Regions from separate parts of the Homo sapiens genome. Here region 1 is linked to region 2. A link is a loop called in an ENCODE intact Hi-C map of the cell type or tissue named here. Cell type or tissue: mammary epithelial cell. All regions are shown on one strand. Each heading gives the region's core, and the rest is flanking DNA. Links, peaks and the distances in the headings are about the cores only.

Region 1 (4,931 bases), core at 612-4,611, 380 kb before region 2:
TGTTAAATCTATTGGATTTATCTATTGTTAAGACCAAATTATTATTATTATTATTATTAGTAGTAGTAGTAATATGAATTTATATTTTAAAATCTGGGAATTAGTTAACCATCTTCCAGCTTTTTGGTTTAATACATTCCAGACCTGATGTGGGGTGCTTACTACCAGGGCCCCGCTGAAGGTCAACTTTTGAATTTCCTCTACCAGCAGAGCTGTGGCCGCTACTGCTTACTTGCACTTTTGTCTCTGTCTCCTGTCCTTTATGGCCTCTCTCTCTTTCTCTTTCTTTCTTTTATACTTGTTCTTCCTTTTACATTATCTTTCTCCCCAGTCTCACCATCTGTGTCTTTGATCTGTCTTTTCCTGTCTCTCTCTCACTTATTTCCTTTTTCTATTGCTTTCTCTGTCATCCCCTGTTTCCTTTCTCCCTTACACTCAGTTTCTTCCTCTTTCTGTCTCTCTCTGGTCCTCTACCTTTGCTGTTTCCTCCCCTTTCTCTTTCCAATTTACCTTCTTATTTTTTCTCTTCCTCCCTTTCCCAGCAAACAGAATATTTACAATTGACATCATTTCAGCCCAAGTATAAAAATTGGTCCTAAAAATTGAACTACCTGCTCTGCTAAATCTAGGGGATTTTTTTATGGTGGCCTTATTTCCTTTTTAAAATTCCTAACCTCAGTACTTGTTAGAGGCACACCCACAAATCCAACTTCTTCCTGTCCCATAGGGAAGTCTCTAAGAGGGTACATGTTAGACACCTGCTGTTTAGAAGGAATAGGTAAATTCTCAAATTTTTTAAAACATTGTTCTAATTTTTTTCCTTAAATTTGGATAAGGATTTAAGAGAGCATTGGGTTTAGCTCCTTTATGACCCCCAGATTCCTCTTCCTCTTGCCTTCCTGTTGCCTCCTGATCTCCCTGTCCTCTACTTTGTGAGATGTATGGGGCAGGGGGAAAGCATGTTAGGGGATGCCAGGGATTTCACTGGGCAAAGGCCCTTTATTATGCTCTTTTTTTTTCTTTAAGGGGGATCATGGGGGTTAATTCACTAATCCAACAAAAAGCATAACCCACCTCCTCTTGTGAGGTTGGAGTTTTGGTATTTACATAGAGAATTAAGTTTGGCACACCCAGTCCTCATCTGAGCCAAACTTAGGCCAAAAGACTGAGGCTGATTAACGGGCTCTTTGGGCCAGATAAAACAGCAATATTTATTATCTTTTGCTTTTCCTTGTCCCTGGTTCGAGGGTTATCCCTCCAAACCTGCAGCATTTTCCCCAATGGATTATCTGGGGGAATTTTAGAGGGGGGTCTCTTTAGTTTCCTTTTTCCTTTGTTTCCTAAGCCTAGAATTCTTATTTCCCGTTTTTGGTTAGTCTCTGTGTCTGAGCTTTTTCCTGTGTACTCAGCCCCCACACTGGAAGTTTCTTCGACACCTCAAGAATTGCTTCGTTTGTCTCCAGCTGTTTCCTCATGGGACAATTGGGACTCTGCACTCGCTTTGTATCTAAGGTACATCTTAGTCACACACACTCAACCTCTGAAAATGCCTAACCACCAAGGCAGTACTTATAGTCCAATTTTCCTACCTTGGCTCATGCACAAGTTTGCCTAGTTGCCATGGTGCCTGCTTTTCTCCCTGTGTCACTTCCACTGTCTCCTGAATAACAGTCTCAGGTTTGTCTTCTGCTTTTGTGGGGAGCCAGGACACCCAGACAGAGCAGGCCACCTAAATCAGGTGGGATGTATCTCCCCTCTCAGCTGGAGTCCCACTCCATGCAGGCACAGAGTTCCCCATACGGGTTACCAGGTTGTGAGAAAGAAACTCACCCATCCAATCCCAAAGAATGGACTCAGAGACCCAGAGAACAGCTAAAGTGAAACTTTTAATGATGGTCTTGCAAGACAGCTTGTCTGATGGGCAGGCACACCTAGCACAGTTACAACAAGCAATTTATCCCCTAGTGCACAGGTCCCTCTCCCGGACTCTTCATAGGCTAAGTACTATGGGGTCACAATCTTCCCAGACATCACCTATCACTTGTTGGGTTGGGGCTTTAGGTGTTGTCTTGCAGCATTTTGTTGCAGCCTACAATGCATTGCAATCCTAGTCAGCTCAGGGGCTCTTTAAGTATTTGACTTATGACCTAAGTAGTTGGGCAGGCTGATAAGAACAGACAAAGTGAGCTATTTTGCAGGCTAGTAAACTTTCATCTTAGACTAAACTTCTTTGGTTTGGGTGAGGGCAACTAAACAGGGGGCAGGGGCTACAAGCAGATGTTGGCTATCCAAGCAGGGGCCTAGTATATCCTGTGTTTTCTGTAGTTTGCTGACCTAAGACAATTTAAGGCACTTTATCTTGGAAATGGACCACTGTATACATTATTTCCTTCGTATCTCCAGCTCCAGTCAGAGCTAAAGTGAGCTTGGGTGAGCCAGGAGGATCAGTGGGCTGGCCCAGGCCATGGGAACAGAATACAAGTTAACTGGCCACAAATTTCATCAGTGGACCCTAGACCAAGAACTTGGTCAGTTCAGTCCCCCTTACAGTAGGGGGCAGCAAAAATCCAAAATCCAGCAGAGGAATCCCAGGCTTTCCTTTGCGTGTGACCCCTAGGGCCTGGGGTTCCTGTCCTGAACCCAGATGCCATCAGTACAGGACAAGGGGAAAGGGGATAAAAAATGCTAAGCAGGAGGTAAAAGTTATGTTGATTGAGTTATTTCCTAAAATGAGATTTTCTTAAACCAGAAGAGACAGAAATATAGACATCTAATCAGAAATTTTATCTCCACCTCAGGTGGGTCAGTTGCTCAAGAAACAACATTATATCCATTCAGACTAAAGAAGTTGCTTGTTCTTTATACATTTCCATTTAGCGCATGAATTTTGCTATCCTAAAAAGCCTGATCTCCCTTTCTCCAGCTGAACTGGGAAAGACCCTCCAGTTGCACACCTCTCCAGCTCTGGTTTAGCTCCTGCTTCTCTGCTTTTCTCCAGGTCCCACCTTTAGGTCTGGGAAGCAGGCATAGATGCAGGTTTTAGATGTGTCTCAGCTGGCCTCCACATGACACCCCTGATGCCCACCACCTTTCACTGGCTCCTTAACTTGGGTGCCCCACTCATGCAATAAGGATCAGCTCAGCACCTCCCCTCCCGGAAGACTTTCTGAGTTCCACCCCTCCCCGCCTTTCCCTTCATTCCCCAACCAGTCCCATTTGATTCATCCTGCCTAGCTTCCTAGAACACTTTTTAAAAATTATTATTATTGATTTAATCTCACTACTTATTATTAGTCTCTTCAGGTTTTCCATTTCTTTCTGATTGCATCTTGTTAGGTGGTATGTGTCCAGGAATTTATCCATTTCCTCTAGATTTTCCAGTTTATTAGATTATCGTTGTTCATACCAGTTTCTCATAATCTTTTCTATTTCTGTGATATCAGTTGTAAGGTCTCTTTTTTAGTTTCCGATTTATTTGGGTCTTGTCTCTCTCTTTTTTGGTTAGTATAGATAGTAGTTTATTGTTTTGTTTACCTTTTAAAGAACAACTTTTTATTTCATGGATGCTTTGTATTTTTTTTAGTCTCTATTATTGTTTAATTCCACTCTGATCTTTGTTATTTCTTTTCTTCTACTAATTTTGGGTTTGGTTTTTCTTGCTTTACTAGTTTTTTAAGGTGCATAATTAGATTGTTTATTTGAAATCTTGCTGTTTTTGTGATGTGGGTGTTTATTGCTATAAACTTTCCTTGTATCACTGCTTTTCCCGTGTCCCAAGATATGCTGTGTTTTCATTTTCATTTGTTTCAAGAATGTTTTAAATTTCCATTTAAATTTCTTCATTCACCCAACGGTCATTCAGAAGCATGTTGTTTAATTTTCATGTATTTGTGTAGTGTCTAAAGTTCCTATTAGATTTCTTGTTTAATTCCATTGTGGTCTGAGAAGATATTTGGTATGATTTTCATTTTTTAACACTTGTTGAGACTTGTGTTGGTGGCCTAACATATAGTCAATCCTGAGGAATGTTCCACGTGCTGATGAGAATATGTATTCTGTAGTTCTTGGATAAATGTTCTGTAAATGTGTCTTAAGTTCATTTGGTCTAGTGTCCAGTTTAAGTCCAATGTTTCTTTGTTGATTTTCTGTGTAGATGATCTGTCTAATAATGAGAGTGGAGTGCTGAAATTCCCTACTATTATTGTATTGGAATCTATTTTTTTTTCTTTAGATCAAACATTTGCTAATGAAATTGAGTACTCCAGGGTTGGGTGCATATTTAAAATTCTTATATCCTCTTGGGCCGGGCGCGGTGGCTCATGGCTGTAATCCCAGCACTTTGGGAGGCCAAGGTGGGCGGATCACCTGAGGTCAGGAGTTTGAGACTAGCCTGACCAACATGGAGAAACCCCATCTCTATTAAAAATACGAAATTACCTGGGCTTTGTGCTGCATGCCTGTAATCCCAGCTACTCAGGAGGCTGAGGCCGGAGAATCGCTTGAACCCAGGAGGCGGAGGTTGCGGTGAGCCGAGATTGTGCCATTGCACTCCAGCCTGGGCAACAAGAGCAAAACTCTTCTCAAAAAAAAAAATTCTTATATCCTCTTGCTGGATTAATGCCTTTAATCATTATGTAATGACCTTCTTTGTCTTTTATTTTTTACTCTTTTTGACTTAAAGTCCCTTTTATCTGATAAATCTAGCTACTTCTGCTCACTTTTTGTTTCCATTTGTGTGAAACATCTTTTTTCCTTCATTTACTTTCGGTATATATACGTCTTAACAGGTAAGGTGCATTTCTTCTGGCAGCATGTAAAGCATAGTTAGATCATGTTTGTTTGTTTGTTTGTTTCCACCCAGTCTATATATGTTAAGTGGATAATTTAATTTATTTACTTTCAAGGTTATTTTTGATATGTAAAGTTTTCTT
Region 2 (4,931 bases), core at 663-4,662:
GTATGATACTCTTGGGTAGATGAGAGGGATGGAATCCAGGTCACCAATGGAGGGTTGTCCCCAGATAGGAGCATGGACAGGTTACACATGGTAGCAAGAGGGACCACAGTAGAAAGGTAGGTGAGTAGACAAGACTATATGGATGTTCTCTTATAACTGCTTCTGTTTTCTCAGTAACATAATAAGTATGCTCGTCATTGAAAGGGAGAAGAGTGATGGAAATGTTGGAAATTCGGGGAGAGAGACAGAGGGGCAAGAGAGACATGGATTATGCAAGCACATGATTTTAATGATAGTTTGTGGAGCTTATACTGGGTAAGAAGAGAAATGAAGACATGAAGGAGATATTGGCCAGATAAAACATTGTGGTATCAATGAATTGTAGTTTCCAGCGTATTGAAAAACTTCTCAGAGTGGGATACCAGAGCAAGTAAGTTGGAAATACAGGAGGTTAGGTTTGGGAAATGGACTATTTGAAACTCATTTTACAGAAGGGTTGTAGTTGTTAATAATAATGACTGGTCTAGGCTGGTATGACATGGGAGTAGATGAACGTTAGGATGAAAGACAAACCAGTGAGAGGTGCAGAGGTCAAAGAATTGTGAAGTAAATTATTAAATGAATCATTTTTGTGAATATTAAAATCACCAAAGACCATGACAGAAAGTCTTGGATTGAGCAACAGTGAACAGGGTGCCAGATACTTACCTGGGGATTTGCAATGAAGAGAAGCAGTGGTTGGTGTAATGGATGCCTAGCCCATTCCTTGGCCCAATGAGTACAAAGGCATGGGCAAGAAGAAAATGGCCAGACCATGAGAGGACTACGCGGAACTCAGGTTTCACTTAGGACAAGAAGGTGGAGGTGGCTTTGTGAGAAGAGTTGGTTGATACAGCACATTTTTTCGATGTGCAGCCTTGAGTCTTGAGGGCTTGTGGGGAGTTTAGGGTGCTGGAGAAGGATGGAAGATGGAGTCCCATTGGGGATTGTGCAGACCTATGGGGAAGGGAGGAATCCTGGTGATGGCAGGCAATTTGGGAGTCCTGAGCTTCTGCTGGTGACTGAGACAAACAGGCAGAGGGCATGACCAGTTAGTGCTGAGTGTCATCAAGGCAGAATGAGAGAGCAGGCTGTGAGTGCTGAGGAGGACCCAGGAGGATGAACAGAGTCCTGTCCACTCCCACCCCCACTCCCATTCCTCACCACCTCCATTCCTACTGGCTGTGGCTGGATTGCTTTTAAAAGGTTCCAGTCAAGGACTGAGGAATCTTAAAATGTTAAGAATAGCATCAAGGATTGTCTCACATTATAGATGTGCCAGTAATACATTACATTGCTTTATATAATGTCATATATCTTGTCAAGTCATAGCATATCAAATAGTTCTCTATTCAACACTTACATTATCTGACATAGTTGTTTTTTAAAAATTATTTTGTCATTAAACACTTTTCAGTCAAGGAATGTGAACAGTTCTTAGACATTTCTGCTGATTGTCTCCAAATCCTTTATAACTATTTTTTCAAATATTGAGGTTAATCTAATAGAAAAATATGCCAAAATTGTAAAGTAAGCTGTTGAAAACCAAAACAAAGCAAGAAACAAATCCTGACAACTGTCTAACAGCTGGTGCTGTGACTGGTGCTCCCTGAGTTGTGGACTGCACAATCCGGACAGCTCCAAGCAAAGGCCCCAAGGACCATGTGCAAAGTAACTATTATTTTACCAGTACTGCCCAACCAGAAAGAAAAAATACAGAAAAACAGTGGATGCAGAGACTAATTAATAATACTACAACTATCATCTGCATTTCATGAATTGAGTTTTGTATGTTCATCAAAATAACCCAATTTTTCTTAATTAACTAATTGATATAAATTTTAATGTAAAAGATAAATTTAAATAAATAAATAAGCTCTTATCTGTTTTATGTATAGTGGTCTCAATGTAAGTTGCTATTAGACAAATGGTTGCAGTTGTTAAAGTATTTGAAGGCTCTCAGAGACTATTAGAGATTCCATGCTTTGTTAATAGGTGTTCTGTGAAAATAATAATTACAAGTGATAATTATCTTCACAAATGTTGTAAACAATATAAGCATCATTGTGATAAAAATAACACATACTAATTTTATTCTTAGCATACAATCTGCATTTAAGAAAACAACATGCCTAATCAGAGAAGGCCAGAAAGTCACTGACAAATTATCTGACCTGGGAATACATCACCTGTAACTTGGGCATGAATTCGCATGCAGAGTTTCTGGTTCATCCTTGCCTTGATGTATAGTGTCTAATGGAAGGGAAAAACTCATCAATGCAATTTATCTTATTTTTCAATATCAGCATATACTTGAGATACTATTCAACGTTAGTAAATATGATTAACTTTACTACACACATGTATTCTGCTTTGATGTGTTACTGAGAAAATAAATTTGTGAGACCTTTGCATTTTTTTCTCAACCATAATACAAAGGGGCCGTTATCTGTATTTCTCGAACAAAGTTAAATGTATTATTTCATTATTAAATTTAAAATATGACATATATTGTGTTCAAATAACTTTGGGAAATGTAGTTCTAGAGCAATGTTATTCAAGCCTCTATTAGTAAGCAATGTGTATACTTTTATTTATTAATGAATTATCTGCACATATTACTATATAAATTTTAAGTACAATATAACAGAAAACAAAAAAAGAAAATTTTAAAAGTTGGGACGATAATTAGAAATACTACTTTGAGTCATGGTGGACACCTTCCCGTGTCATGCAGAGTCTTCTTTGGGGACCAAAGTTGGCTTAAATGAAAACAGAGCAACAATTACTAGAGCTAAACCCTCTGCAGGGCTTGGGGCCAACAACATGGTTTGCATAGTATGAGGTGTTGTTACACACCAGACCACAAGAGGGCAATCGCGGGAAGACCACAGGATCCACGGGGAGATGAGGCCCTCCAATCTACAAGCCAGCAGTGTGGCTTGGAACACCTCTACGAGCCTCATCTTAGACATTTGAAAATGGAAACAACATCAACAAAGACAAGAGACACTAAGTTGATCTATTTTGAAGGTTAAATAAGGTAATATATTTGAATTTTTTCCTAAGTTGTAAAGTACTGTATAAAATGTTTATTTTCAATAAATTAGAAGACCGATGAATCTCTTGCCTAATAATCTTATTAATCTTATTGCCTATCGATTTCTTGGATTTTGCTTCATGTGTCTATGTTCACATTTCTTGCTACCTTTTGTTCTCTCTGGCATTTTCTTGGCTTATTTTTCTTTTCTGACCGTTTATCTTTCCTCCCTTTCTTTCTGTCTCTGTCCCGAATTGGTCCTATGTAACTGCTGGCAAACTCTGTACCAGCACTCTTCGAGGAGCTTAATGTGTTCTATCTCATTTAATCCTCACACCGACTGCGTAGAAAAGTACTGTGTCCATCCTCTTTTTATAGACCAAGAATCTGAAGTTAAGAAATGTGTTCAAAGACGCAGAGCTGGTAAATTATAGAACTAAGCTTTGAGTCTAAGTTATTCCACTGTAGCAGCAAGTCAAATCAGGAGACAGAAGTGATGGAGTAAGTTAGACAGAGGGAATTTAATATAAGAATTAGTAACAATTAATAAAAGAAAGACTAAACTATAAGACATAAGAAAAAAGCTCAGGGAGGGTACCCAAAGAAGGACAAAAGTAGAAGGGGCTCTTACCTATTGGGAAAAGTGCGGTTTAGCTACCAGTCAGCAGAGAAGTGCTCTGGCTTAGCTAGATGGGGTGGGTCTGGAGTTAAACCCTCCAATAGGGGGCAAACAATAGGTCACCTTCCCAATGCAGGGCAAGGCCGACATTGGGAACCATGTGGCTTGGATATGCAGTGGGAGTCCAGGCTTACCTTCAGAGTACATGGGCAGCAAGCAGGCTTGCAAAGGGGGCCGCAGCTCTGTGTGGACTGCCCCTCCCCCACCTCCATACAGCTGATATGGGCAGCTGAGGCCATGGAGGGGCTTTGGTTTCAGGATGAGAAGGCTGTGAAAAGGTCATCCTCACACCAAGGCTGCAAGGAGGCAGAGGGATCTCGTTCTGGGCCCTTGTGGCGGGCACCACCGGACTGCCACACACTCCCCACTACCTGCCTCTTCCAACTGCAGTGTCCCTCCAGCGCCCCCTATGGAGAAAGTTTAGCATTGTTCTCACTTTAATGGAGAAAGGATTCGAGGGATTACATTGTTTGTCCCAGAGCACAAATCGAAGGGTGTGTTTGGAGCTGAGAGATAATAAATTGGTAACTGACACGCTGATTATCTCGCGCGCGCGCACACACACACACACACACTCACTCGCACATACACAGTACCATGGAGACTTTTGGAATTCATATGTAAGATAAATCAACTAAAGAGGAGTCATTGCTCATGCTTCAGGACTGTTACGGATGGCTGTGTTTTCCACCAGGAGGCAGCAAAGCCAAGCCTTCACCCAGACTGCAGCAGCGATGTGCAGTCAGGAATTACCTGAAGATTCTTATACTTATCACCTTGATGGGTATTCTTATATTGATCACCTTGATCATGCCTGAGGAGAAAAAAGAGGACCACAGTTACCTCCAGGAATAGTTATTTCTAATTGAAGTTGGGATCCAAGATGTAGAGTGTAGTTAGGAAAAGGCTGTGATACTTCAACCTCTTGAAAGCAGAAGCATGGCAGGGAGGACCTACTCCCAGATCCCAAAGGAGGACAGTTTAGGGCTTAGTTGAAGCCCGCAGCTTTAATTTTGGTTCCAGTTCACCTGGTGGGACACAGGAAGTACTGCTGGTCACCTAGCTACTCTATTTCAGGCTTTTTACAGACCACAAGAAGCTAATGCAAATTCAGAAATTATTTACAGATTGTTCAGAATATTGAGGACCCGAGATGGCCCTGTGCTTGTTCGG

Evidence for each region. Peaks named below come from ENCODE experiments on the same cell type or tissue, not always from the same donor. Only the 100,000 strongest peaks of a DNase experiment are listed, where the experiment ranks them.
Region 1: a loop joins it to region 2, with 4 times the contacts of the local background. A loop is called at or near these places in 1 of 110 quality-filtered maps.

The regions. Positions count from the first base shown.
Region 1 is chr1:152,484,050-152,488,980 of GRCh38, forward strand. No RefSeq gene overlaps it. Among named protein-coding and RNA genes, the nearest start is that of LCE5A, 24 kb to the right of the region's middle. In mammary epithelial cell, for the core only: a CTCF peak has its summit at 2,559 (motif pointing right); a DNase peak (open chromatin) is centred at 4,012; H3K27ac peaks cover 1,388 bases.
Region 2 is chr1:152,867,102-152,872,032 of GRCh38, forward strand. It overlaps LOC105371444 (a long non-coding RNA gene), which reads right to left and starts at 1,102. Exons shown (of 3, transcript XR_922149.2): 1 at 709-1,102. It overlaps LOC105371445 (a long non-coding RNA gene), which reads right to left. Exons shown (of 4, transcript XR_922150.1): 3 at 3,893-4,572; 4 at 2,229-2,292. In mammary epithelial cell, for the core only: CTCF peaks have their summits at 2,911 (motif pointing right) and 4,452 (motif pointing right); DNase peaks (open chromatin) are centred at 2,900, 4,200 and 4,420; H3K27ac peaks cover 240 bases.